2 separate regions of the Homo sapiens genome follow, and region 1 is linked to region 2. Evidence: read pairs that join two places in POLR2A ChIA-PET (ENCODE). Cell type or tissue: B cell. All regions are shown on one strand. Each heading gives the region's core, and the rest is flanking DNA. Links, peaks and the distances in the headings are about the cores only. Region 1 overlaps METRNL (meteorin like, glial cell differentiation regulator). Region 2 holds the start of LOC105371948 (a long non-coding RNA gene).

Region 1 (9,920 bases), core at 5,616-9,615, 110 kb before region 2:
GAGGGGTGCACCCTCGACACCACCCTCTGATGTGGCCTGCAGCCTATGAAGAGTGAGGTTTGGGGGCCCAGAGTGTGAGTCACCAGCGGTAAATGCAAACCATATGTGATGCATTTTCTCTGCTGCAGAAAGGGTTTCTGGTGACTCGCTCAGGCCAGGGCTCTGGAAACAGCATTGCTTATTTCACATAAAAATCCTAAGAATGTGGGTGAACCTGTCTGAGATCTGCGTAATAAAACACTTAGTTGAAGTCACCGGGTTAGTTCCAGGCCCACTTGGTTATGACGTGGCTGTTAGCCACGAGCTGGCATTTACGTTAAAGTGTTGAGAAGCGTGAGGGTTTTGATGTTTCAGTTTCTTGAAAATATAACTGTTTCTACTCAGGACCTGCCTCTCCAAGAGTGTAGCACACTTCATTTTTTTCTGTTTAGCATGTATGAGGGTGAACTTAGCTTGCTACTCACACACTACTCACCCTGTGGAGGAAGTTCGCCTCGCTTTTGTGGTGAGTCTTGCTGTAATGATAGCTTATATTTACAAATACCGTCGGCAGTGCAGGGTCTTCAGGCTTGCAGAAAACGGTCAAGTCATTACTTTGAGAAATGTACAAACATCTATGCTTAATGAGGTGCTAAAAGACAAAACTCATCTACAACCTCCTTCCCCCCAAACTGCCAACACTCTGGATTAACTTAAAAGCTGCTCTCTGGGCAGGTTGCATCCCAGGGCTCCTCCTTCACACGTGGTGGGGCCCCACCTTCGCTTTACCTCTAGCGTCCCAGCCCTCGTGGTCATCTGGAACCAGGGTTGGTACACAGGGCCTGCTGGCATTCCTGTGATACTCCGTGATATTCTGGAGGAATCCATCCCTTCCCTGGGGCTCCATCCCACTGCCCCAGCACCTCCAGCCACCCTGATTCAGGGACATCGCAGAGATTGGTGTTTGACGCTACGGCAGCAGAGGCGCAGACTCTTGAGTGTTGGAGGGTGTCTGGAGGGCCTGGGGACAAGCACCGCCTGCACTCCCGGGAGCTCGGCCCCGCCCCACCATGGCTCTTGGTGCAGGTGCACTGGAAGGAACTGGGTGGGGCCCTTGTGCCGAAGGGCGGAGATGGCGCCGGCCTGCCTCACGGGCAGGGGTCCGTGTGGCACCTGTGGCCGGCAGCGGGTGGGTCCAGGAGCCGCCATCATTTGGAGCGGGTATCGTCCTCACTGACTCTCTGTGGGTGCGGGTGGGGTGTGTGACGGGAGCTCCGGGCCTGGCTGACAGTGTCTCTCCTCTGCAGCGGGCTGACGCACGAGGCACACAGGAAGGAGGTGGAGCAGGTGTATCTGCGCTGTGCGGCGGGTGCCGTGGAGTGGATGTACCCAACAGGTGCTCTCATCGTTAACCTGCGGCCCAACACCTTCTCGCCTGCCCGGCACCTGACCGTGTGCATCAGGTCCTTCACGGACTCCTCGGGGGCCAATATTTATTTGGAAAAAACTGGAGAACTGAGACTGCTGGTACCAGACGGGGACGGCAGGCCCGGCCGGGTGCAGTGTTTTGGCCTGGAGCAGGGCGGCCTGTTCGTGGAGGCCACGCCGCAGCAGGATATCGGCCGGAGGACCACAGGCTTCCAGTACGAGCTGGTTAGGAGGCACAGGGCGTCGGACCTGCACGAGCTGTCTGGTGAGTGTCCTGCCTGGGGCGGGGGCGGCGGGCCTCGTCATCACGGGGCTGGTGATGTGGCAGGTGTCTCTGATTTCTTCCTGTCCCCTCGTCTGCTCAGCCTTGGTGAAAACCCTTCTGTGTCTGTGCTTCGGACATGACTGTTTTGCCTGAAGAGCCCCCCAGGTGGCTGGGGTTGGGGGACACTGGCGCCCGCAGAGGGGCCCTCCTAGGGGGTGTGACATGGTGTAGGGGGGTGTGGGATGTCTAAACTAAACCATCTTGGAAATGCAGCCTTTCCAACTAAAACCACCTTTGAAAAGACTGGCCCATCTGGGTTAGTGTTTCGGGCGGCATGGCCTTGGCCGAGCGGGGCCTCTCTCCCTGGAGGTGTGTCTGGGGAGCATGGTGAGCATCCCCCTGTGGCGGCCGGGCCAGTGCTGGGTCGGACGCGCCCCCATGCTTGTGGATCGTGTAGCACCTTTGAAACGGGTGCTTTTGCCATTCAAACTGCCCTGGGAATTGGCTGGGTGTCTGTGGTGTCGGCTAAAGACCCTGAAACGTCCATTTTTGGGTGGGAGCTGAGGCTGGCTCAGCCCTGAGCGGTGCTGAGCTGTGACGCCCAGAACATGGGGCCACCCCCGTCCCAGAGGGGTCTTGTGGGTACGATAAACAGACAGCTTCCCTGTGTGGCCGGCAGGGAGTGGAGGTGTCACGTGGCGTCTCTGGACGCCTGTGCTTGGGGGAGAGGTCCTTCGTGGAGGGCTGTGTTGGTCTCTAGAAAATTCTGTGGGTAGACACCAGGAGGCATGAGGTCCTGGGAGGCACCTGTGGGCCGTGTGACCTCCATGGTCTGTGTGGCCTCGGACTCGGGTGTACAGACTTCTATCCTGAATGGGAATCCACATTTTTGTGTTCTATGTTCTTGGCCTAGATTACTTTTCATCTCTCTCTGAAATCTCTCCCAGGTAGACTGGTCATTTACAGAGTGAGTGTAGGACCGTCTGCCTGGAGTCCTGACTGCCCCGAGTCCCAGCTGGCCCATGAGCTCAGACTGCCCCTTGGGCCTCAGCACCCGCAGGGCTGGACGCTGATGTAAACTCAGCTGTGCTGTGGTTGGTTGCACGCTGGATAAAACTTTAACCACGGCGGCCTTTATCTTGGTCACCAACAGTTATGGTGGGTGGGAGACCTGGGGGAGGGGGTACCAGCCTTGCTCTGGGGGCCCTGGAGAAAAACTCACAATGAGGCGAAACCTGGAGAAATCCAAGCTCCAAGTTCAGTCTTTCTAACCGGAGGTAGAAGGTGCCGGGCCAGATGTTAGGAACTTGCAAACATTCTTTCTGCTGATTAAAGTGGTGATTGGTCTTGAAGACGTTGGGCTGCGGGTCACATGCTCTGTGGCCTGAGCTTTGTTCTGCTTCTGGGTGAGATTCTTAGAGAGGCTGTGGTGTAGTCCGTCCCTGCCACGCACACCTGGACGTCCACACTGGCACAGGCCCGATTTCTACATTTCCAGGGGAAATTCAATGGTTCTAGTTGTCAGCTGGGGCGACCCTTACGGAGCCTGTGCCCTCACCTTTGGGAACAGAGACTTTGTCTCTCCTGCCTCTGGGGGTGGGGTCCGAGGCCTACAGGCCCTGTGTAGGCTGGGGCGGTGGGTGGGTTTGGGAGAGGCATGGGATGGTAGGGGCTGAGCTGCCTTGGGGTCCTGTGGGGTTGCAGGGAGGCAGCGGCCTCTTGTGAGGAGTGACTTGAGCCCCAAGGGACCAGAGCAGGCATTCGGCGGTGGGTCCTCGCTCACCCTCCGTGTGCCTCCTGGGCCTGTGGGGTCCTGCGCAGGTCTGTGGCCCCAGTACACGTCAGGCTGGCTTGGGGTCCCAGAACTTTGCTGTGTCCTGTGAGGCAGGTGCTTGGGTTTCCTTGTTTACACTTGGTGACCCTGCGGCATCTGCTTAAACCGAGCCTGAGGTGATTTCCAGTGCCCTGTGGGTGGTGGGTTGCTTATCCGAGGAAGCAGACATGCAGGGATCCTCGGAACTGACAGGGGCCCAGACTCTGAGGTTCACCGGGGGCCCCCGGAGCTGGGACCCACGCCTGGCATCTCACGGGAACGGGCACAGATGCAGGCCCCTCCCTGGGCTGAGCACCTCCAGGGCCCTCACGAGAGGCCTCTCCTATCCTGATGGGGTGGAGGGGCAGGAGGGATCCGAGGAGGCTGATACCTCTCCTCTCCCCAGGGTATTCGCCTTTCATCAGGGGACGGGGGCCCCTAAGCCTTTAATGCTGCAGGAATGGGTACATAATGTGGAATGTCGGTGCCGGCCGTCTGGCAGCAGTGACGCCATCCCCTGGGCCAGGCCGGCTCCCCAGCACTCTCCGGCCAGCGCCGCGGTTTCCCTTGCCTCCCGTTCCTGCACTTGCTGTAGCTGCGAGAGCCGACGGAGGCTGAGCCGGGCAGCGCCAGCCCCGCCGAGCCTGAGGTGAGCCTGAGCCTTTGGCCTGGCAGCACGACCCACGGGAGGTGGACGAGCTCGTCTGTGTGTCAGAAGTTCCAGTTTGTGCTGACTCAGGAGGACAGAGGCTCCGTGGGCTGGAACCCCGGACAGGAGAGGGTGTGTGAGCCCCGTCCCCTGCCCAGCCAGGAGGAAATCCCCCGCTCCGGTGGGTTTCGTTGGTGTGATCGTGGTGCGTTCATGCTGCATAATCGGCTTCCTTGAGTAAACTGAGACACGCCGATGACCAAGAGTTGGCCGGAACACGGGGGCAGGCTGCTCCTCCAGGGGTACACACTGGGGGCCAGGCGGGAGGGGACCCGGCCCCAGGACCTTGGGATTTGGCTGACTACGGGCAGGACCTCTCAGCCCTGCACCAGCCGCCTCTGCAGGCGACACGGACGCCTTCCTTGGATGCTGAGGAAACCCCGCAGGATGGGGGTGGCAGAGAGTGGTCAGGTGCAGCTTCCGGCCGTGCCCAGACCTGTGCCCAGCAGACCTGGCTGAGGCCGTGTGGGGCTGCTGTTTGCAGGCCAGGGAATCCGGGAAACGGGCACCGTTCAGTGGCTTGGGGAATGTGGGTGGGGGCTGTCTGGTTCTGGGGTACACAGACCCGAGACAGTCCAGGCAGGTCCCAGGATTCCAGTCTGTTCTTCAGCTTCTCCCAGGGCTGTGTGTCAGATGCTCCTGGCTTGGCCACATCTGTGCTTGGGGTTTGGGGTGCAGGCTCTGTGTAAGGCCCCCCAATGCAGGCCCCAGTGAGCAGGTGCCCAGGGCCGGGCAGCAGCATCGTGGACACAGGCAGTGGGAGGGGAGGGGATGCTGCCTTGATGCTGATCATGAGCACGTGGTGCCGTCCCTGGCTCTCCAGGACGCCGGAGTCCTGCAGCGTCTCAGGGGCCTCAACGCCTCCCCCCTTTAAAATCCTGCCCCTGGCTGAGCCCGTAGGTGAATGACCAGCTCGGCGGGCGCAGAGCCCCTGCCGATGAGCCCCCTCCAGGAGCCTCAGAGTTTGGAGAAGTCCTTGATGGGTGGGAGGGATGGGTGGAAAAGTGTGGAAGATAATTCTCATTATTTCCTGGAAGTAGAGGAGAGGGGCTGATTTTTCCAAGGCGTCCCATCTCTCGTCCATCTTTGGCTTCCTGCTTGGTGCCTTCTCTCCGGCCACTGTAATTTTCATTTTAACCATCTCTGGGCTTGTGGAGAGGAAGGGTGTGGCCCCCGCCAGCTTCCTCACCAGGAAGAGGGAGGGAGAAAGGGAGGCAGGGGGAAGGGCAGGGGCTATGGGGCCAACACCCCCGGGGCACCCCAGCAATGGACTGCAGCCTGGAGTGCGGCCGCAGCGCGACGGTGATGATGGTGGCCTTGAGGGGAGCCTTGGGAGCTCAGCCTTGGGTCCTCGAGCCCACTGGAGCCCACCCTCCACCCCTACCCACTGCTCCCTGTTCTTGGCTCCTCTGAAAGCACCTTATCCCCGTCACCGGCTCCTCTAAAAGCAGCGTGTCCCCCCGCTACCCCGTCACCACCTGTGTGGGAGACCCAGTAATCGTGGCCACAGAGGTTTCCCGTCGGAACTGTGTGAGTCCCTCTGGCTGTCCTTACCTGGGCAGTCCTGCCGGACCGGTCGGTGTCTGTCATTCTCAGCCTCTCCTCGGAACCAGCCGGTCCTGCCTCTCTACTTAACACCTGCCGTGCAATCTAAGTCCCCGCAGCAGCGTCCCCAACCCCACCCTGCCGGTCCCTCCCACCCTGTTCATGCTAGCTCCTGAGAGACCTGCCTGAGATGTCCACACCCCAGCCCTCCCCCTCCGAGGAGGATGGACCAGGATTCCAACCCTTTGCCGACCCTCCCCACCGCCCTGGAGACGAGGTGCAATGTGTCCGTGAGCAGCGCGTTCCGCAGCCTTTATGAGCCTGGCTCCTGTTAATAATTGTCTCCCGATTGTCTCCCGGCGTCCACCGGCGTCCACCCTGCATTCTCCGTGAAGGTGACTTCTGCTTTGTAAAGCTCAGAATCAGAACAGGGAGGTCTCCAGGGTGCTCCTTACGAGCTCAGCTGTCGTTGGGTCGTCTCCAGAGGCTTCTAGCAGGCGAGGCTGCAGGCACTGACCGTCCCCGGCCCCACACCCCTGCCGTCAGCCGGGTGAGCCAGGGCGGGGTACCCAGGGCACGTGAGGGCAGCGTCTCCATCCTCCCCCTCGGCCGTCCGCTGAGGTCGTGGGGCCGTGACTCACAGAGGGCGAAGTGCTAGGGCTTGCATACCCTCACGCGCCCAGGCCCCGGGGTGGGACGCATGTGGCTGGGCCTGTGGGCTCCCCTGCCCCAGGGTGGGAGCCACACACCCCCGCCCCGCCCCAGGGTGGGAGCCACACACCCCTGCCCCGCCCCAGGGTGGGAGCCACACACCCCCGCCCCGCCCCAGGGTGGGAGCCACACACACCCCCGCCCTGCCCCAGGGTGGGAGCCACACACACCCCCGCCCTGCCCCAGGGTGGGAGCCACACACACCCCCGCCCTGCCCCAGGGTGGGAGCCACACACACACCCCCCACCCCCCGCCCCAGGGTGGGAGCCACACACACACACACCCCCCCACACACACACCCCCCGCCCCACACACACACCCCCCGCCCCACACACACACACCCCCCGCCCCACACACACACCCCCCGCCCCACACACACACACACCCCCGCCCCACACACACACACCCCCGCCCCACACACACCCCCGACTGTGCTGCTGACTGTGAGGATGGACTTCCGGCACCTCCTGCCTCCTGCCTTTGCAGGACCGCCTGGCCCAGCCCCAGCTGCCATGGCTGCCCAGCCGGAGGGTGCTGCTCAGTGAGGGGACCCTCGGGTGGACTGGGGTCACCACGCTTCTGTCGTTGACCAGCTCTCTCTCAGCCGAGGCCACCTCCACTCACATGAGGCGCCCTGGGCTGGGACCTCTGGCCCTGTGGTACGGGGCAGGTGCTGGCGTGCAGTCTCACCTGTGGAGGATAAAAGTGCTGCCTGAAATTTGAGATCCCCCAGTGCTCCCTCCTTGTTGCTTCCGGACGTGAGTGGTGGTCTGTGCTGCTGGCCTCTGTCCAGCACGTGCCTGCATCAGGCCCAGCATGGTCTGCAGACCCCCAGCCGGCGAGTGGGATGGGGGTCCACATAGGTGAACTAAGTGTCAAGGGTGGGCCACACCCCGGGGCCCCCATAGGAGAGCGCACCGGGCGGCTTCCAGCTTGGGGGTCAGGAGGCCCCCGTGGTGGGGGCTGCAGTGTGAGTCTGTACACATCAGCAGGAAGGGGATTTGGCCAGAAGCTCCCATTCTGGAGGGTTGCTGGGATGGCAGAGGTGCCCCCCCAGTGCCAGGCTGGACCGGCCTCAAGGTGCTCAGCAGTGCCAGGCTGGACCGGCCTCGAGGCGCCCCCAGTGCCAGGCTGGACCGGGCCTCGAGGCGCTCAGCAGGCTGTGCAGTTTCTTTTTCCTGATACCTTAATGGAAGCAAATGCAGGAGGAGGTGGGTGGGCCGGTGAGTCAGGCACTGAGCCCGGCTGGGAGGCGCCCTCACCCCTGCCTGGCGGAAAGTGCTGGCCTTGTCTCTGGGTCCCTCCTACCTCCACCCTGCGGGGTCCACAAAGACCTGCGCTTGCCCAGTGCACCGTAGACTCCAGGGTCTCCGTTGACCACATGTGCAGGCCCTGAGGGTCCATGTAAGTTCCTGACCCCAGAAGGCCTCTGAGCAGCTGTCCCCGCCTTGGCCAAGGTGCCAGATATGTGTGCTGCCCTGTCCCCTGGGACCCCCAGTCACCAGCAGCTGGCTCGGGCCTGTACTCATCAGGCAGGTGACAGCTCAGCTCACTTCAGCCCAGCAAGGGCAGCCGGCCAGGGGTGCAGACGGCGTTAGCTTCTTCCAGGGCCGGCGAACCCCAAGTCAAGGTCGTCCCAGCTCTTGGCCAGGGACGTTTCAGAGCCTTCAGAACGTGAAATGGCACCGGCGAAACCAGTGCCATTGAGATTTCACGTCTCAAAGTTTCTATTGCGTTAGGAGACTTGGGGCCAAAACCTAGAGGCTCAGAACAGGTGAGGCCTTGAAACCTGCAATAAGAGCAAATAATAAAACCATGTTTTCCAAGTCCGTCCCGAGTGTAGGAATGCGGGGCGTGCAGAGGTTTCTGTTTCACAGTGGCCCGCCCATCTAAGAAACTGGGGCGAAGGGCAGGGCGAGGGCTGGGCCGAGGGGAGAAGGTTGTTGGGAAAGCCTGGTTTGGCCGGTACGGGAGCTCATTCTGAGAAGCCTCCGTGCTTTCCGCATTCTCTGGGGGAGGCCAGGCCCCGCAGGGTTCAGGGGCTTCAGAGGGGGTTCTGTGAGCAGGGCTTGGCTTGAAAGCCATTTGGGGCATGCACCTCATCCCGCGGCCAGGTGGCATCCGGGGAAGGGGCCGGGCCGATGGCCCTGACTGGAACTCACTGCCCTGCTGGGTGAGGCCCCACGCCGGTGGCAGGTGGACGCGTCGCTGCCTGCTTAGGGATCCCCTTCCTGGAATCTTGGCCTCGCTGGCCCTTCCAGCCACATGGGGGGTCCCGCGGGATGGGATCCTCCTTTTGGGTGCCGCTGCCGTCGCGACCCAGGGAAGTGGGCAGCAGAGCTGTGGGGAGTGTCTGCCCTTCGAGGAAGCTGGGAAATGAGGGTGGTCCCGGCGCCGTGGGCCGTGGAGGTGGGTTGGGGGCGACTCTGGGAGGTGGGGGTGCTCCTGGCGCCGTGGGCTGTGGAGGTGGGTTGGGGGCGACTCTGGGAGGTGGGGGTGCTCCCGGCGCCGTGGGCTGTGGAGGTGGGTTGGGGGCGACTCTGGGAGGTGGGGGTGCTCCCGGCGCCGTGGGCTGTGGAGGTGGGTTGGGGGTGACTCTTGTCTGGTGGGTTCGGTTCAGCCCCAGTGGGCTTTGCATTTGCAACAGGCACGTGAGCGATTTCTCAGTGAGTCCGGCTCAGCCGCACTGAGGAGATAAGTGGGGAAAGAGCACAAAGACCCCTCCCCACGAAGGCCCTGGGACATGGCCGGACTGAGGGTCTTGCTCTCGGACATGTGCCCATCATGGCCGAGGTGCAGGTGCCTTTGGTCCAGGTGGGGCCGAGGGGTCCCCTGGGTGAGACCCCGTCGTGGTCGAGGTTGTGTTTTCTGTCTCCCGTGCTGCCGGCCCCTCCAGCACGTGCCGCCAACTCACATTTGAAGTGGCGTTGGTCACAAAGGTGCCTTGACGTGGACACCCTCCCTGACTTGGCTTTGCTGAGTGTGAGGATCCTTTGACGGTGGTGGGCGGCGTTCCAGAGCCTGTCCCGTCCAGGCTGCTTCCTGACTCTGCCTTTCTTCTCCAGCGCCGTGCCGTCCCTGCAGTGACACCGAGGTGCTCCTAGCCGTCTGCACCAGCGACTTCGGTGAGTGTCTCCTCGGCAGCTTCTACCTCCTGTGCTCCTGGTTTCTGCCACATGGAGCTGTTTGGGCCCAGGAGTCCCTCTTCAGGGCCCAGGACAGCCTTCCGGTGCTGCGTGGACCCTCCTGGAGGGGCACACGCTGTGGAAGCCCTGGGCTCGGCCCTCCACCAGCCCTGGGGACAGGGACGCCACCGCCCACACTTGGAGGGAGCTGGGGGTTGTTTTGGTGACTGTCAAACATTTTCCCATTTTGTAAATGAGATCACTGCTCTTCGAGGGGACTCTTGAAGTCCACTGTCTCCCAGCAGCTCTTCTTGCTGAAGTGCTTTGTAAACAGCATTTTATCAG
Region 2 (15,886 bases), core at 4,996-8,995:
TCAGAACTGACCCTCCCCTGTGCCAGCCCCTCCCCTGTACCAGCTCCTCCCCTGTGCCAGCCCCTCCCCTGTACCAAGCCCCTCCCCTGTACCAGCTCCTCCCCTGTACCAGCCCCTCCCCTGTGCCAGCTCCTCCCCTGTGCCGGCCCCTCCCCTGTACCAGCTCCTCCCCTGTACCAGCCCCTCCCCTGTACCAGCCCCTCCCCTGTACCAAGCCCCTCCCCTGTACCAGCTCCTCCCCTGTACCAGCTCCTCCCCTGTACCAGCCCCTCCCCTGTACCAGCCCCTCCCCTGTACCACCTCCTCCCCTGTGCAAAGCCCCTCCCCTGTACCAGCTCCTCCCCTGTACCAGCTCCTCCCCTGTACCAGCTCCTCCCCTGTACCAGCCCCTCCCCTGTACCAGCCCCTCCCCTGTACCAGCTCCTCCCCTGTGCAAAGCCCCTCCCCGTACCAGCCCCTCCCCTGTACCAAGCCCCTCCCCAGTACCAGCTCCTCCCCTGTACCAGCCCCTCCCCTGTACCAGCTCCTCCCCTGTGCAAAGCCCCTCCCCTGTCCCAGCTCCTCCCCTGTACCAGCTCCTCCCCTGTGCAAAGCCCCTCCCCTGTCCCAGCTCCTCCCCTGTACCAGCTCCTCCCCTGTGCCAGCCCCTCCCCTGTACCAGCCCCTCCCCTGTGCAAAGCCCCTCCCCTGTCCCAGCTCCTCCCCTGTACCAGCTCCTCCCCTGTACCAGCTCCTCCCCTGTGCCAGCCCCTCCCCTGTACCAGCTCCTCCCCTGTACAAAGCCCCTCCCCTGTCCCAGCTCCTCCCCTGTACCAGCCCCCAGACCCTGAACAGCACTGGCCACTACACGGAGCCACCACCCTGGCCCTGGCCTGGGTGGGTGGGGGTCCCCCGGGGAGCACAGCGCAGTGCTAGGGCCCCTGTAGCAGATTCCCAGGAGACACACACCCAGCTGGGCCTGCTGACACTAGCCCTGCATTCCCACACCCCCTCCCCTGGCCCTCTCAGCTGCCTTGTCCTCTCCTGGTCAGCTGCCTGGGGACACTGTCACGATGCCTGGCCCCTGACCTTGCCCGAAGCTCCTCGGTGTCTGGACATTCAGCCCGACATGCTCTGAGGTTTGGGGCAGGTCCAGCACTCTGTGGGTCCACCCCATCAGCCCTCAGGGTGGGACTCATGCAGCCACAGTTTGAGAGTTCCAGGAACCACAAGTCCTGAGTCAGCGGGCACCTGACCCCTTATGTCACCTGCCCCAGGTGGAAGGAGACGCTACAGGGACCAAGCATGGTTGGTAAACGTGTGTGTGTATGTGCACTCACGCCTGTGTGTTAAAATGCTTCAGAGAAAGAGCAGCCCAGGAACGTGGGGGTTGGATGGGATGTGGAGGTGTGGGCTGTGCCTAGGGGTCCCTCCTGGGGCTGTGTGGGTGTGAGTGGAGGACTGAGGAAAAGCCTCCTTACCCGGGAGTGTGTGGGGGTGCTGTTTCTCGTATACTTTATTTCCTGTTTTAACACATGTGGGTGTCCTGAAATAAAAGCCGTTAGCCGCCCACAAGAATGAGCAGGTTTGCTGGATCACAGTCCCCCACCCGGTGCCAGGCTGCCTGCCTGGGAGACTCAGGGTCCTCCCCAATCCTGCCTCCCCACCTCCACACAAGGGTGAATCTGAAGCCCCAGGCACCCACGCCAGGGGAACTGAGGTAGAGCAGACCTCCAGCATCCCCCCGTGACCTGGCAGATGGCAGTGGACATTGCCCTCCCCAGACACCCCTGTGAGTTGTCAGCTCTGCCTGCTGGGGTGGAGCCCCTGACTTGGGTGAGCCAAGGGTGGGGGGAGGGTGGTGAACCAGCCGGCCCCCCAGGTTTCCTGAACCCTTTCTCAGTCTCCTGGAAGGGGCTGAGGGGCCTGGCACCTTCCCACCAGAGCAGTGGTCCCCAACCCTTTTGACACCAGGGACAGGTTTTGTGGAAGACACTTATTCTGTGGGTGTTGGAGAGAAGAAGGGATGGTTTCCCTCTCAGATCATCAGGCATTAGATTCTCATAAGGAGCGGACAACCTAGATCCCTTGCGTGCAGTTCACAATAGGGGTCACGCTCCTGTGAGAAGTGAATGCCGCCGCTGATCCGAGAGGAGGCGGAGCTCAGGGTCAGGCCGGTCCACCGCTCACCTCCTGCCGCGCGGCCGGTTCCTAACAGACCACAGCCTGGGGACCCCTGCTCCAGAGGACGGGGAGTGTCTCTCTGTCATCCCCAACGGGCCAGTGATCCCGCTGGAGGGGCTGGGGCTGCACAGGACACAGGCTCAGCTGTGCTGCTGGCCACCCATGACCCAATCAGAGGCTCAGGTCAGAGGGCAAAGATGTCCACTGAAGCGGCTCCAGAATCCCTCAAGGAAGGTGACATCCGCTTCGCTTCCTCCTCCAGCCCCACCTTCGCTTCCGGGACCACAGAGCCCCTGGAGCCTGCACGCCACGGAGTCTCCCACTGAGGAGTGAGGAGGCCTCTTGTGGGGACAGATCTGGGTGAGTCAGGAGGCCCTGCGGGGCTGGGCTGGGCTGGGCTTAGGGGCTGGAGCGGGGAGGGTTTCTCAGACTGGAGTGGGAGACTTGAGGTGGAGATGTGGGTTAGGTCAGGGTCAACCCTGAAAGATTGAGAATCACACGGGGCTGCTCACCTTGGGCGTGAGGAGCAAGGTCTCTGGGACTGACTAGGTGAAGACCGGTTTCCTGGGACGGGCACGACAGGGACTTGAGACCCGTCTTAGGCTGTGTCAGGGCAGCTGAGAAACTTGCTGGCTTGTGGGTCATGGAGCCCCAGGAGCCGGTCGAGGTGCAGGAGGGGGCCTGGGTGGGGCTGAGTCAAGGGCTCCGGCCAAGCCCCTGTGGCCCAGGCGGTATTTGTTTATGCCTCATGGCCGGGAGGAGCCACTGCCTTCACCACATCCCACCGGGGTGGGGCGGGTACCACCCTCTGGGACAGGGAAACTTCAAGTGGGAATTTGGGCAAATTTGAACTCAGCTGGATTTTCAGTTTGTTGTTCTTTGAAGGAATTCAGGACTGTGTGCCAGCGCTGGCCACACCACCAGGAGGCCTGGCCTGGCCCGAGAGGGATGCCAGCTTGGCATCTCCCACAGGGCAGGGCGTGTTGGGAGCCGCTGTTGGCTGGGGGCTGGCCTGAGCCTGACTGCCTATGTGGAGCTGGCAAGGAGTGAAGACCCTGCTGCCAGCACAGGGCCGAGGCTCTCCGGCTAAGGACAGGCTTAGGACAGGCCTAGGCTCTGGGGTCCTCAGCCCCCTCCCAGCAGGGCCCGGCCCATGCTGCCAGACCTGGGATGTGCCCCTGGACCTCCCTACCTCGGGCCTCTGCCCACCCCAGCCTCCTCCCCCAGACCCCTCGGTCTCTGCCCCTGGAGGAAGCCGGGAGTGTTTCTTTTGGAAATGACCCCAGTTTGTGGTTGTTCTTTGTAGACACACCCCCTGCTGGGGATGAGAAGTCCCCCTGGACCTTGGTTTGGGCGGGAAACCGGCTGTGTCCCACGTTAACCTAAATCGTCTTTTCCTCTTTACGTTCCAGAGTCATGCTTGAGGCCAGGCTCGAATCCTGCCTGCCTTTGGTGGCTCTGAGATTCAGGGCTGTCTTTTCTGAGAGCACCCAAGTGAGGTGCCTTGGGATGCCCCTGACTTGGAGACACAGAGGAGGCTGGGCACCCCTTTTCCCCGACGCACTGAGCCAGGTCAGCAGAGGTGCTGGGGCCTGGCATGGCCCCTGGGAAAGAACCTGCTTTCCTCTTGTGGGAAGTCAAATCCTCGCACTCAGTGCCGGCACCCCTTGGCGGGTGACAAGAGGGCATCTCGAAGGCCACTGTGCTATGGGAGTTACGGCTTTGACTCTGAGACGGGGGCCTGGGTGAGGACCTGGTATCCTCAAAGTCCCCGTGGCTGCCCTGTGGAGAAGACTCTGTTGGGAGAGGGCGCTGCCTCCCAGAAGTGTCCCAAGGTCCAGGAAGGAATGGGGGGAAGAGGACAGGAGGGTGTTCTCACAGTCACTGTGACCTCTGGTGAGCAGAGGGTCCTTCTCAAGCTACTGAATCCTCATGGGGCTTGGGTGAGGGAGCGAGGATAGGCCAGGAGCCAGAGGCTCAGGAGGGGATGGCCTCACTGTGGAAGGTGCAGGGGTGGTCCAGCCTGAGCCCTCTGCCCCCCGCTGCAGCTCAGCACCCCCCCCCCCCCACGCACACTTACCCAGGGGGTTGCAAAGTGATGGGTGTTGGCTCTGGAACTAGTCCCATGTTGTTTCCCAGGGAAGGAGCCACACCCTTCTCAGACCTCTGGGCTGATGCACGAAACGGCAGCCCTGCCTGGGCTGCCCACCGCCCGTCACAGAACGATCCCGCTGCAAATTTCACAGGCATCTGGATCGAATAACAGGCTGATAGGGCGTATAAAATTAGAGACAGAACTCTCCAGAAGGCAGGGTGGAGGCTGCAGCTCCCTGGGATTCCACGTGAGAAGGCAGTGATGCTGCTGCCCCCACGGGAAGGACGGATGCTGAGTCAGTGGGAAGACAGTGGGAAGCCCAGCCTGGAGGGGAACGGGGGACGGGGTGGGGGGTGGTCCAGAAAAAGCAGCAGGCGGTTGGGGTGGGACACAGGGACTGTCCCGCCCGGGGAGGCCCCCAGACCAGGAGGGCCAGACCCTACCGCCCCTCTGCAGGACCCCATCCCTGCTTCACTCCCTTGCTCCTAGTTCTGAGTTGGGCCCAGCCTGAGTCTCCACCAGGTGGACAGTAGCTCCTCGGGGCAGCTGGGTGTGGGATCTGCAGGCTCAGGCAGCCACCCAGATACTAGCGGCCTCCCTGCCCTCCAAAAGCCCAGCCTGGGATGAACCTTGACAAAGGCCCTAGACCACAGCAACCACCCCACCAGGGCTCTGAGTTCTCCATGAGGACTGGTTTCCCTGGAAGGTGAACACTCAGGGGCTGGGACCCTTAAGGATTGTTCTTCTCAGGTCTTCACCGTTTCCAGACGTGTGCCTTAGACATCTGCACGGACATCTCTTCCCAGGGATGGGCGTCTCAGGGCAGGTGCATTTAAACTTGTGATAGAGACTCCAAATCACCTCTCAAAAGCCTGTTCCCATTCACACCCCTGCATACGGCATGTCAGTGGATCCCTTCCTCACTGGAGCAACACTAGATTTAGTCATAAAATATTTTTCAATTTCTTATTTCTATGATTAATAGGGAGGTTGGATATTTTGTGATATTCATTAGTTTATTTGACTATGTTTCTGTTTTTACCCTTTACCACTTTTCTAGCTAGTCATTTGCTTTTTTCTTGTTGATTTGTGGGAGTTCTTTATATATGATGAATATCAGTACTTTGTGTTTACATTGCAGATATTCGTTCCCAGTCTGCTGCTTATTATTTTACCTTTTTAAGGTTGTTCTTTTCATCACATAAAAGTTTTTAAATTTTAAGTAGTCAAATGGTTTCCTTTAAGGCTTTGGATTTTGCATTTTTATACCAAAATGCTCTTGTATTTTCTTCCAAACTTTATAATTATTCTTTTTTTTTTTTTTTTTTTTTGCCTTTAAGTTCATTTTGGGGCATGGGGTGAGACAGAATAGCACCATTTTTCCACATTAAATCTTAGATATTGTGAGCCCTGGAGGACACAAATTACAGCTTAGAGGCCTGGAGCATGATTCTGGAGCCAGGCTTCCTGGGCCGGAGTCCACGTCCTGCCCATGGTGGCTGGCCATTGCTTTGGGGAGCCTCTCTGAGCCTCAGTGTCCTCTTTGAAAGAGTGGTTGTTCAGAGTAAGAGGGTATCTTCCTGTGGACGACTCAGCTTGCGTCTCAGCCCACAGTGAGCGAAGAACCAGGGGGTCTCACAGAGCCCTGACTCAGGTGCTGAGGGTCCCCCTAACCTCCAGGCAATTCGGCCTGCACCCCCACCCCCGCTTCTTCTTGCCTCTTCTAGAAGAGAGGAGGGTGGCGGTAAGGCTGGAAGGGGGAAGAAAATCTGTTTCCCAAAGCCTCCAGGTGATTCAGCCAGAGTGAGACCAAATGGCTTGGGTCTTGGGTTTTCAGCTTCCTCACCTGTGCGGTGCAGGTGACAGCACCCCACTTCCTACTCTGTGGGCAGGTAACACCTGCGTGCTCTGAGAAGGGGAAAACATCTCCACCCTCCCCAGAGGCCTGCACGGCCGGAGGTCACAGTGAGGCGGCCACACGCCCCGGGCTCTTGCTCCGAGGGGACGCTGTCCCAACAAGAGGCCCCCTCACAGTCTGTCCTGACCCTGGCTCTGTGGCCCCTCCTTCTCCTTGATCAGGCCCCTCCCGGGTCTACCGGGATCTCTGGCTGCCCCCCGACCCCCTGCTGCAGCCCCAACCCTAGGTCTCCACAAAGACTTCGGGATGCCCCGTGAGCCCCTGGGTCCTGGACCCCTCTTCCTCCTCCAGCCCCTCCTCTCCCAGCTGCTCCTGGCTGCCCTTTAATTGCTCAGAGCTGTTCAGCAACCTGGCGCGTAGCTGGTACATAAGTGGCTGTTGGTTGGAGTCAAGTGAGTGATGGGGAGATGCTAAGAAGAGTGAAAGAAGCCTCGGCACCCGCCGGGAGCAGGTGCTGGGGGTGTGAGTGCCGCTGAATGAACGCGTCCTGGGACGGGATCCTGAAGCCCACCCTCCCGCCGGGCCCCCACAACCCAGAGCGCACACCAAACTTTCTACGTGTCTTTCCCGGTCAGCCTGAGCCCAAACCACCCATGTCCCTGAGCTTGTCCTTGTCTGAAAGAGGAGGGAAGTGTCTGTGTCCTCAGGAGCCCCTGGCCTTAAAGATAGGCACCCTGGCTCTGGCAGGCAGGTGGCCCCTGGCAGCCTCGCCCACGCCCGCGGTGACTAGCTCTCGGGCAAGCGATGCAAGTGCAGAAACCAGCTCTGTGTGGTCAGTGCCCCGGAGCTGCAGCGGCAGCAGAGGTCGGAACACCTTCCTCTGTGGGCACGCCACGGAAATTTAAAGACACAGGGTGCTCTTTCGCAAACTGGGCTCGTTGATTCTACAGGAGAAGGTAACTATTATTGAGTTTCTTCTTTTTCAGAATGAGTGGCATCCAAACCTGACTCATATTTCCAACTTTATTAATTTTTGCAAGACTTCGGAGGGTGCTCTGTGGCGATTAATATTGCTGAGCTGAGCACAGCTGCAGTACTTTCCTGTAAAACTGACTAAAGGAGAAGTTGGTGTCTTCCTCATACAAGAAATACATAAATCAGTTAAAAATAGTTCTCCGAGCGGATATGATGATGTCGTGGCCGTCACAGGAAACACATGAATCAGCCTCATCCTCAGTTCCAGGGAAGTGGGGACAGTCGGTGGTCCTTGGACCCCTCTTGGGGCGCGTGGGTGAGGCAGGGTCCCTCTGGCTTTACCTCATACCCGGACTGGCAAAGCTGCCTGGGAGGACAACTAAAACCATGCTCCTTTGATTCTGTGGACATTGCTAATTGCTGGGCGTTCATTTCTTGAATTCAGACCTTCTCATGAACCAGAGGAGCTGGCTCAGAAAAATGCCGGTGACGCATGGGCCTGAACTGGTCAGTGCAGCTCAGAGATGCTCGCCGTGGGGGACGTGCAGTTTGCCTGTGGGCCAGTTGTCCACCCGTCACCGTTACCCCGCTGAGGAAGCTGTGGGTGCCACCCAGAGAGCTTGGGTACAACACGGTCTCTGCTTTACTCATAAAAAGCCAAGACCTATGTGGTCATGGAGCGTTAAAACAGAAATTTCACACCACGCCGTACGGTCCCCGAGGCCAGGGTGTTGGCACATTTCACATCCAGGAGGTGCCGTCGCTGTCACTGGCTCAGCAAAGCCAGTGCCGAAGCCACTGCAACTGCCTGAGGCCCAGCGGTGGCTGGGAGCCAATTGGTGTCACTCGGTTACCACAGGGAAGGAGACGTGGCTGTAGAGGCTTGTCGCAGGTCACAGAGAAGGGACTTTTGGGCTCCAGGCCTAGTGGGTTCGAGTCAGCACGGTGTCTTCCCCGACACCAAACCCAAGGACCCTCAGCACTTCCTGACCTCAGGTTTCTATTTCTAGGGTGGGGAGTAGAGGTGAAGGGAAGCAAAGTCAGAGTTGAATATAAAGCTCCAGAAAAACTCAGCTCAGAATTGACTAGAGGGTTGAGAGCCTGAGATCCCTAAGGGGACATGTCAACCCAGGGCAGCCGCTGAGGGAGACTGACATGGTTTCCATGGTCCTTCCACTGGGCTGGGGCCCTCCCTGGGGAGTCTGTGCTGGGCTGGACCTTCTTCCCTGCCAGTGGCCTCTCCTGGCTGGTTGGGGAGCTCCGGGGGAGCAGACGGCAAGAGTCTTGTTTGGAAACATGCCCTTCCCAGGAAATCCCCAAAACAAAACCTGAGAAGATCTCCTGGAAGCTCAAAAGCAATTTTCTTTTCATATGTCGGGCCAATAAGAGTTAATTTCACCCAGTTTCTATATTTTCATGGGTCCTTAGAAGCTTTCTGACCCTGTGCCCTGAGACTTAGGGTCTGATGGCTGAAGGAACCTTGGTCCCAGGTCCCTCTCCTGTGGAGGGGCCGTCAGAGGGAGAGAAGAGCTCGCCCTGGTTCACTTGGCCTGTCCTGAAAGAGAACCAGGAGGGAGAGCAGCCTAGCATGGGTGCACACAAGCATATGTACAAACATGTGCTAGGGCAACTCACACACGTCCACATGCATGCACATACACACATGCCCACACCCATGCACACTTATGTGTGCACACAGATTCAGACTGTACCTGTACACTTCCACACTTCCACATGCATGCACATACACACATGCCCACACCCATGCACACTTGTGTGTGCACACACAGATTCAGACTGTACCTGTACACTTACTTCCACATGCATGCACATACATGTCCACGCCCATGCACACTTGTATGTGCTTGCACAGATTCACACGTGTACATGCACACACACATTAGCATGTCCTTGCATATGCACACATACACACATCTGACTTCACATTACATACACACATGTACATGCACATACATGACACACATGGCTCGAACTGGAGGGGAGGGTCCCAGTTGCTCCCCTCGCCTGACCATCTAGTAAGTGTTGTGCCCCATGCTGCCCCATCCTGGGCTCCTGGCCAGGCTCTAAGATTAACTAGAGAGGCTCTGTCCCTAAGAAAGGTCATGCACTTCAGGGTAGGTAAGGTGGACAGGCAAGGCCTGGTGACCTCGGCCCATCCTTGTGCCTCCAGAAGCCGTAACTCACCTCAAAGAGGTTTTCCTGCTGGAGGGAACTATCTCTGAGCAACAGGGGCAGACTTCACAGCTCAGGCGCCCTCCTGAAGGTAAGAGGCACTGGGCTCGCCTATCAAAGACACTCTCCTGTCCCCGCAGGTTCCCATATGTCCCATCAGGGAGCTGGGCTCCAAAGTCTCCCGCCCTGCTTCTCCTAGAGAATGCAAAGGCTGCCTCTCTTCCCTCCCAGTGTAACCTGACCCTCCTCTGTGCCCCTTGGCCACCCTTGCATCCTCTAGCTCCTTCTGACACCTTCTTTTTGACTGTTCACAGAGGGCAGGATCTGAAGCCTGCAGAGGTGACCCTTGGTGCCTTGTGCAAGGCTGGCCAGCAAGTAAGCATGACTTTTGGCTCTGCTGCCAGCTGGGCCATTTGATCTACACACACTTTTCTGCCTCTACCTGGAGTTAGGCGAGGCTCTCTATAGAATGGGTACTTGTCAACAAAGTGGGCTTAGACTCCGGGCAGTAGCAGTTGAGGCAGGAGCAGTGGGAGAAGTCTGGGCTAATGGCAAGCACCCAGTCCCCTCTGTGAGCTGCCCACTTGTCCCAGGCTCTGCCATGGCCCTTCCTCTGATTTTTAGGAGCTTTCATGAGGCCTCGCACAGCCTGAAGGAGCAGAGCTTGTTGTGCTAATCCCCAGCATCCTCTGCAGAGTTCTCAACACCTTGTGGCCGAAAGGTCCTTCAGATTGTCCAGGCACCCACCCCGAAAACCAGCCCTGGCATGGGGGTGCTGACCCCTCCCGGAGCAGTGGGGTGCAGGGCTCATAAGGCGGGGTCTGCAAAGCATGCTGGGGTCTTGCTCTGTGCTTACTCCAAGGATGCAGCCCGGAGTGCCACTGCTCTTGGACTTTCCTTGAGACACCCAGAGCATTGTGTGGCCATCACTTCTCACGTGGTCTGGCTGCTTGGGGGGCTGGCCTGAGTCAGCTAGGGCCAGTGCTCACCTTATCCTAATCACCTACTGGGGGATTTTGTAGGCTTGACCCTCCATGCCCTGGTGTTTCCCACAGGCTGTGAGGTTCTAGGGTGTCCCAGGGAGGATAGACGAGGCTGGTGTCCTAGGATCCCTCCCTGTCCGATCCAAGGTGAGGCTGCCAGGGAATGGAATCTGGCTCTCAGGCATGGGGGCCAGGCTCGCCTGCAGCCTCAATGTGGCTGGGCCCTGAAGGCCAGGGGTGGGTGGGGTGCAGCCCAGAGCTTTCTGCGGCTGAATCACCCTCTGGGTACAGGAAGCCTGACCGCATGACTTCCAAACTGATGCAACTCGGACTTTCTACTGAATTTGTGAGCTGTGATACTATTGCTTCTGAAGTCAAAGAGGGCTCAGAGGGTTCACGGAGCATTCCCTTTCAATGACGATCGGCCTCTCTGGAATATCTCCAGTGTCAGCAGGGATGGTGTCAGGGTTCTCCTAGCAAGAAGTCATAAGGAATGGAAGGGCTGAGAAAAATGAGGGTTAGAGTGACACCATGTCAGTCCCCCTGGCTAGCCTCTGCCAGCTGGACAAGCTGGGGCCTCCTCTCCACCTTGACTGGCCTGTGCCGGGGGAGGGAGCCAAGGGCAGGACCCTCTTGCACCTCTACCCTGGGCCTGGTCCATTCTCGCTCCTGGGACCTCCCCAGAGACCTCCGCAGCACACCCCACCAGCACAGTGAGCAGCACGGAGAGACCCAGACCGAAGTGGCCATGTGCTCCATGTGAGGGCTCCGTAGGAAGCAAGGATGTACAAGTGGCTCCTTTTCCCTTCCTAGGGGTCCCTTGCAGGGCTGGGACCCCACTCTAGGCGAGGCCTCTGGGCAAGGATGACCGTCCCTGCCTGCCTCTGGGAAAGAGTAAGTTCCTGCTCCTGGTGTCAGCGCCGACTGGTTCTCCAGGGACCACGGCGGAGGTCTGCCCTCTGTCTTACTTTCTCATAGAGATTTTCCGTGGGACCTGGGCTCCCTGCCTGGTTAGGGCTGGTTGAAGAATAAGTGGGAACGGTGGAGGAAGGAAGGGGATGTGCCAGCTGTTGCTCTGGCCCTTTCGTGTGGATATGAATCCCTGGTGAGAGGCAGATCCTGCGGTCAGTGCGGAGCCCACCACATTCCCCCAGGAGGGTGTGTCCGGGGCTGTGTATGGGGGGAAGCTGGGCAAACAGGGTCATGCCGTGAATGCAGGGGCAGGAGCAGGGACGTTTCTCTCTGCAGACACTGGTGCTCCCCAAAGCAGGAGAAATGGCACACAGCCATGTTGTGGACACATTTGTGAGAAAATTCCTCTGAATGTCAGAGAACATGGAAGAGATGAAGCTACCAGCTTAGAGAGACACAGGAACACATACTACAGACACACAGCACGCACATACCCAGACACACCCAGACACACTCACCAGACACACAGACTCACACAGAGAACACACCACGTCACACACAGAGATTCACAAAGAACCACATCACACACGTTTTCACCCACAGAGAGAACATACCCACATCATACCCATGTGCTGACACACAAGAGCATAAACTCACACACACATACATGAACTCACACCGAGAACACAGGCATCACACACAGGGACTCACGCACAGAGGGCATGTGGACACTACACACATGTTCTCACACAGCACACGCCCCGTCACACCCATGAACTCACACCGAGAACACAACATCACACACAGGGACTCACGCACAGAGGACATGTGGACACTACACACATGTTCTCACACAGCACACGCCCCGTCACACCCATGAACTCACACCGAGAACACAACATCACACACAGGGACTCACGCACAGAGGACATGTGGACACTACACACATGTTCTCACACAGCACGCCCCGTCACACCCATGAACTCACACCCAGAACACAACATCACACACAGGGACTCACGCACAGAGGACATGTGGACACTACACACATGTTCTCACACAGAACACACCCCGTCACACCCACACCCCCACATGCGTAGACACACACATCCTTACTCTGCGCGCATCCCTGGCCTGGTGGACGGAAGATCGAGCGCTCTGGGTGGACTTACGGCCACAGGACGGGGGCAGAGTCGGCAGGGAGGCCCCTCCGAGGCCCAGTGGGCCCTGCGCTGGCCCCGGCCGCAGACGCCCACCTGCTGTGCTGGCTGCGGCGTGTGCCCCGGGGTCTGTGGCTGACCTGGCCTCCACGTCTCACCCATGAAGCAGGCATGAGAGGCTGGCCAGGTTGGCTAAATGGGACCACAGCAGAAGCACAAGCCCCAGAATGTGCACGAAGGAAGAGAGAGCCGGGGGAGGTGGCGGGCTGGGTGTGCAGAGTGGGCCTGAGCTCCGGCCTCCTCCCTGGACGCCCTCCCGTGGCCGCAGCCATCCCTGCACCCACTGATGTGGCCTGACCCCTCACCCTGAGCCCACCCTTCGCGGCCACTAGGGAACCTCAGGAGAGGCCGCCGCGGTGGGGTGGGCGGATTCCCCCGGAGCAGGCCCAGGCCCCTGCTTCTGAGCGCTCCTGCAGCGCCGCCTGCTGGCCACAGAGAACCCGCGTGTGCCGGCCGCCAGGCCTGGGCATCTCCTCTCCTGCAGCGCCGCCTGCTGGCCACAGAGAACCCACGTGCGCCGGCCGCCAGGCCTGGGCATCTCCTCTCCTGCAGCGCCGCCTGCTGGCCACAGAGAACCCACGTGTGCCGGCCGCCAGGCCTGGGCATCTCCTCTCCTGCAGCGCCGCCTGCTGGCCACAGAGAACCCACGTGCGCCGGCCGCCAGGCCTGGGCATCTCCCCTCCTGCAGCGCCGCCTGCTGGCCACAGAGAACCCACGTGTGCCGGCCGCCAGGCCTGGGCATCTCCTCTCCTGCAGCGCCGCCTGCTGGCCACAGAGAACCCGCGTGCGCCGGCCGCCAGGCCTGGGCATCTCCCCTCCTGCAGCGCCGCCTGCTGGCCACAGAGAACCCACGTACGCCAGCCGCCAGGCCTGGGCATCTCCCCGGGCCCTAGTTCCCCCCCTCACCTAAGGGGAGGGACTCCCGTCTTTCCATCCACCCCCTCCTTGCCTCTGCAGAGCTCCAGGGAAGGCTGGCACCCGCTCACTGCATTTAGACTCCATCAGGTTCAGACAGTGGGTCAGGGTACAAGGCTTCAGCGGCCAGGGATGTGGCCTCTAATTTGTAGAGAGAAAGAAGGGCAGAGGTAGGTAGGTAGATATATGATAGATGGTTGATAGATAAAAATAGATGAAATAGATGGCATGGTTACATAGGTGGGTAGGTAGATAGATGACAGATAGAAAGACAATAGACCACTGGGGGCTGAGCCTGGCCTGAGCCAGAAAGGTGAGAAGGGGACAGCGGTGAGGACCCCACAGGTCCCTGCTCTCACCTATTAGCCCCAGTGTTTGGCCTGAGCTCTGACTGACAGCTCCCTCTTTCCGAGATGAGACTCAAGAGGAGGAAGAGGGGACTTCCTAAGGACAGGGATTCTTGGTGTCTCCTTGGGGCTGGTAGACACTGCCTGCCTCGCCTGCTGTGGCCTCTCTGCACACAACCAACGACCCCTAAAGGGCTCCATGGGCGCCCATGCTGCCCCCATCAGCTGACACCCCCTGTGCGAAGATTCTCCTCCTCCTCTTCCTCCTGCCTTTCTGTCCCCTCATCCTCCTCTTTATGGAATTAACTTCCCTTGGTCAACATCTTCCTGCTTCACTCACTTCCCTAAACTCCTCCCTATCCCTTCTCAATCTGCAAGAAAAATGTAGAAAGAATATGGTAAAGGAAAGCTTTGAGCCCATATTTGGGTCCAATGCCGACACCACATGCCCCAAAGCCCCCTTGAGAGCATCCACGTCCGTGTAGTTGAGTATTGCCCGAGCTGGAGTGAGATTTGCCTCTCTACGGAGCTGCCTTCCTGCAGTTCAAGAGCACTGTCTCTTTTCTGGGCCTCCTGCCTGGTGCAAGGGCCCCAGCTGAGCCTCCTCCAGCTCTGACCTCTGGTGGTCCCGGGCTACCCCAGAGGGTCTTGCCCGGGCTCTGACACTTGGCATGGGCTGGGAGCTCCAGCAGCCACAGCCCAGCCCTGGGGAGGCTTTGTGGTCTCTGAGGGGGCAGGTGCACTCCCCCAACTCCAGTTCATGTTTTTCCCTCCAACTCTAAGCCTTTTTCTTCCTCTGCTATTACCCAGGCACCCTACCCTGTCAACAACACTGGCCTTCAAGACCCTTTGTAGCATAACTCCCACCTATAACTCCCACCTGAAGCCAGCCCTTCCCACCTCTGCGCCTCTGATGCCCAGGACAGCTCTGACCGTGGGCAGCTCTGACCCAGGACAGCTCTGACCTTGGGCAGCCCTGATCTGGGGCAGCTCTGACCTCGAGTAGCTGTGACCCTGGGCAGCTCTGACTCTGGGTAGTCGTGACCCTGGGGAGCTCTCAGCATGGGGGTTGCACGCTCCTGTTTAGACAGCTGCCGTCCCCCAAGCTGGCTCACTATCCCATGTTGGAGTGCACTGTTCGGGGCTGCCTGCCTGGATTGATGCAGGGAAACTTGGTTCCAGCCCACCTCCTCCTGCGGAGGCTGAGTCAGGGGCTCTTCCCTCGGCCAGGCTGAAAGGCAGCAGTTGGTCCCCCTGTGAGGTCTTCCACATGGCCTGGGAGAGTCTCCCCATCTCTTCAGGCAGAAGGGAGGACAGTCCATAATGTTCCTTCCAGTCCTCTGACTTGTCATTTTTCTACCCCAAATCTTGCACTTTAACCCCATAGAGAGCTCCTGAAGGGGGAATTTTAACTGGCAAAACTCAGAACTCCATCCAAACACAACCGAAACCATCCTGGGTGGCTTAGAGGTGGCTGCCTCCCAGACAAGTCCATAGCCCCACAGAAACGTCTGGTCCTTCACCTGCTAGAGCTCAGGCTTTTTGGTTGAAGCCGGAGACAGGCCCAGCTCAGAGTGTGCCCCGGTTTATCCTGAGCACAGACTTGGTGCGGTGTGTGTGACAGACCAGCGAAGCGGGTCTTGCTGCCTGTCCTGTGGTTGGCCCTTGGCTCCCAGCCTCGAGTCCTACCCTTAGGCCAGGTCAGAGCAGGTTCAGCAGCAGGACTGGCTAGGCACCACCCAGGCTCATGAGGTGGCTTTGTGGGGAGGAAATGAGGTTTTTTTTTTTCTCTTGTAAAGTTGCTTGTTGTTAATTTAAAATTTTAATTTCATTTCTGAATTAACATTCAGCAAAACTGCTATTTTTCGGTGTACAGTTCTATGAGTTTAACACATTTATAGATTCATGTAGCAACACTGTGGATACAGAACAGTTACATCACCCCCAGAACTCCGTTCACAGTCACACTCCCCGACCCAGCCCCGGCAGCTCTCCCTGTGGTTTGTCTTTTGCAGAGGAAATCCCGCAGCTGGCGGCACTTGGAGACCGGCTCCTCGCCGAGCCGACCGCGCGTGCGCGGCTCCCTCCTCGTCCGTGCTGAGCGCCGCGTGGGGTTCCGCGTGGAGGCGCCTGTGCCGCTGAAGCGTGTTTGGGTTGCTTCCAGGGTGGGATGGTTGTTGGATAGAGCTGTTTGTGCATTTGCGTTGTAGGTTTTTGTGTGAACA

The links. ChIA-PET counts read pairs that join two places held together with the same protein. Peaks named below come from ENCODE experiments on the same cell type or tissue, not always from the same donor. Only the 100,000 strongest peaks of a DNase experiment are listed, where the experiment ranks them.
Region 1: POLR2A ChIA-PET joins it to region 2 with 8 read pairs; 6 of 35 experiments call an interaction of 5 or more read pairs at or near these places.

Annotation. Positions count from the first base shown.
Region 1 is chr17:83,083,652-83,093,571 of GRCh38, forward strand. METRNL (meteorin like, glial cell differentiation regulator) reads left to right here. Exons shown (of 4, transcript NM_001004431.3): 2 at 1,287-1,672; 3 at 9,516-9,575. Among named protein-coding and RNA genes, the nearest start is that of METRNL, 9.0 kb to the left of the region's middle. RefSeq lists enhancers at 1-222, 1,122-1,649, 3,582-4,219, 4,220-4,857, 7,479-8,114. In B cell, for the core only: no CTCF peak of the experiment used is centred there; no DNase peak of the experiment used is centred there.
Region 2 is chr17:83,192,701-83,208,586 of GRCh38, forward strand. The region is part of intron 2 of LOC101929650 (a long non-coding RNA gene); the gene reads left to right. LOC105371948 (a long non-coding RNA gene) reads left to right here and starts at 863. Exons shown (of 3, transcript XR_933965.3): 1 at 863-1,287; 2 at 2,426-2,523; 3 at 7,103-7,286. RefSeq lists a silencer at 12,749-12,908. In B cell, for the core only: no CTCF peak of the experiment used is centred there; DNase peaks (open chromatin) are centred at 6,085, 7,341, 7,841 and 8,916; H3K4me3 peaks cover 1,659 bases; H3K27ac peaks cover 2,339 bases.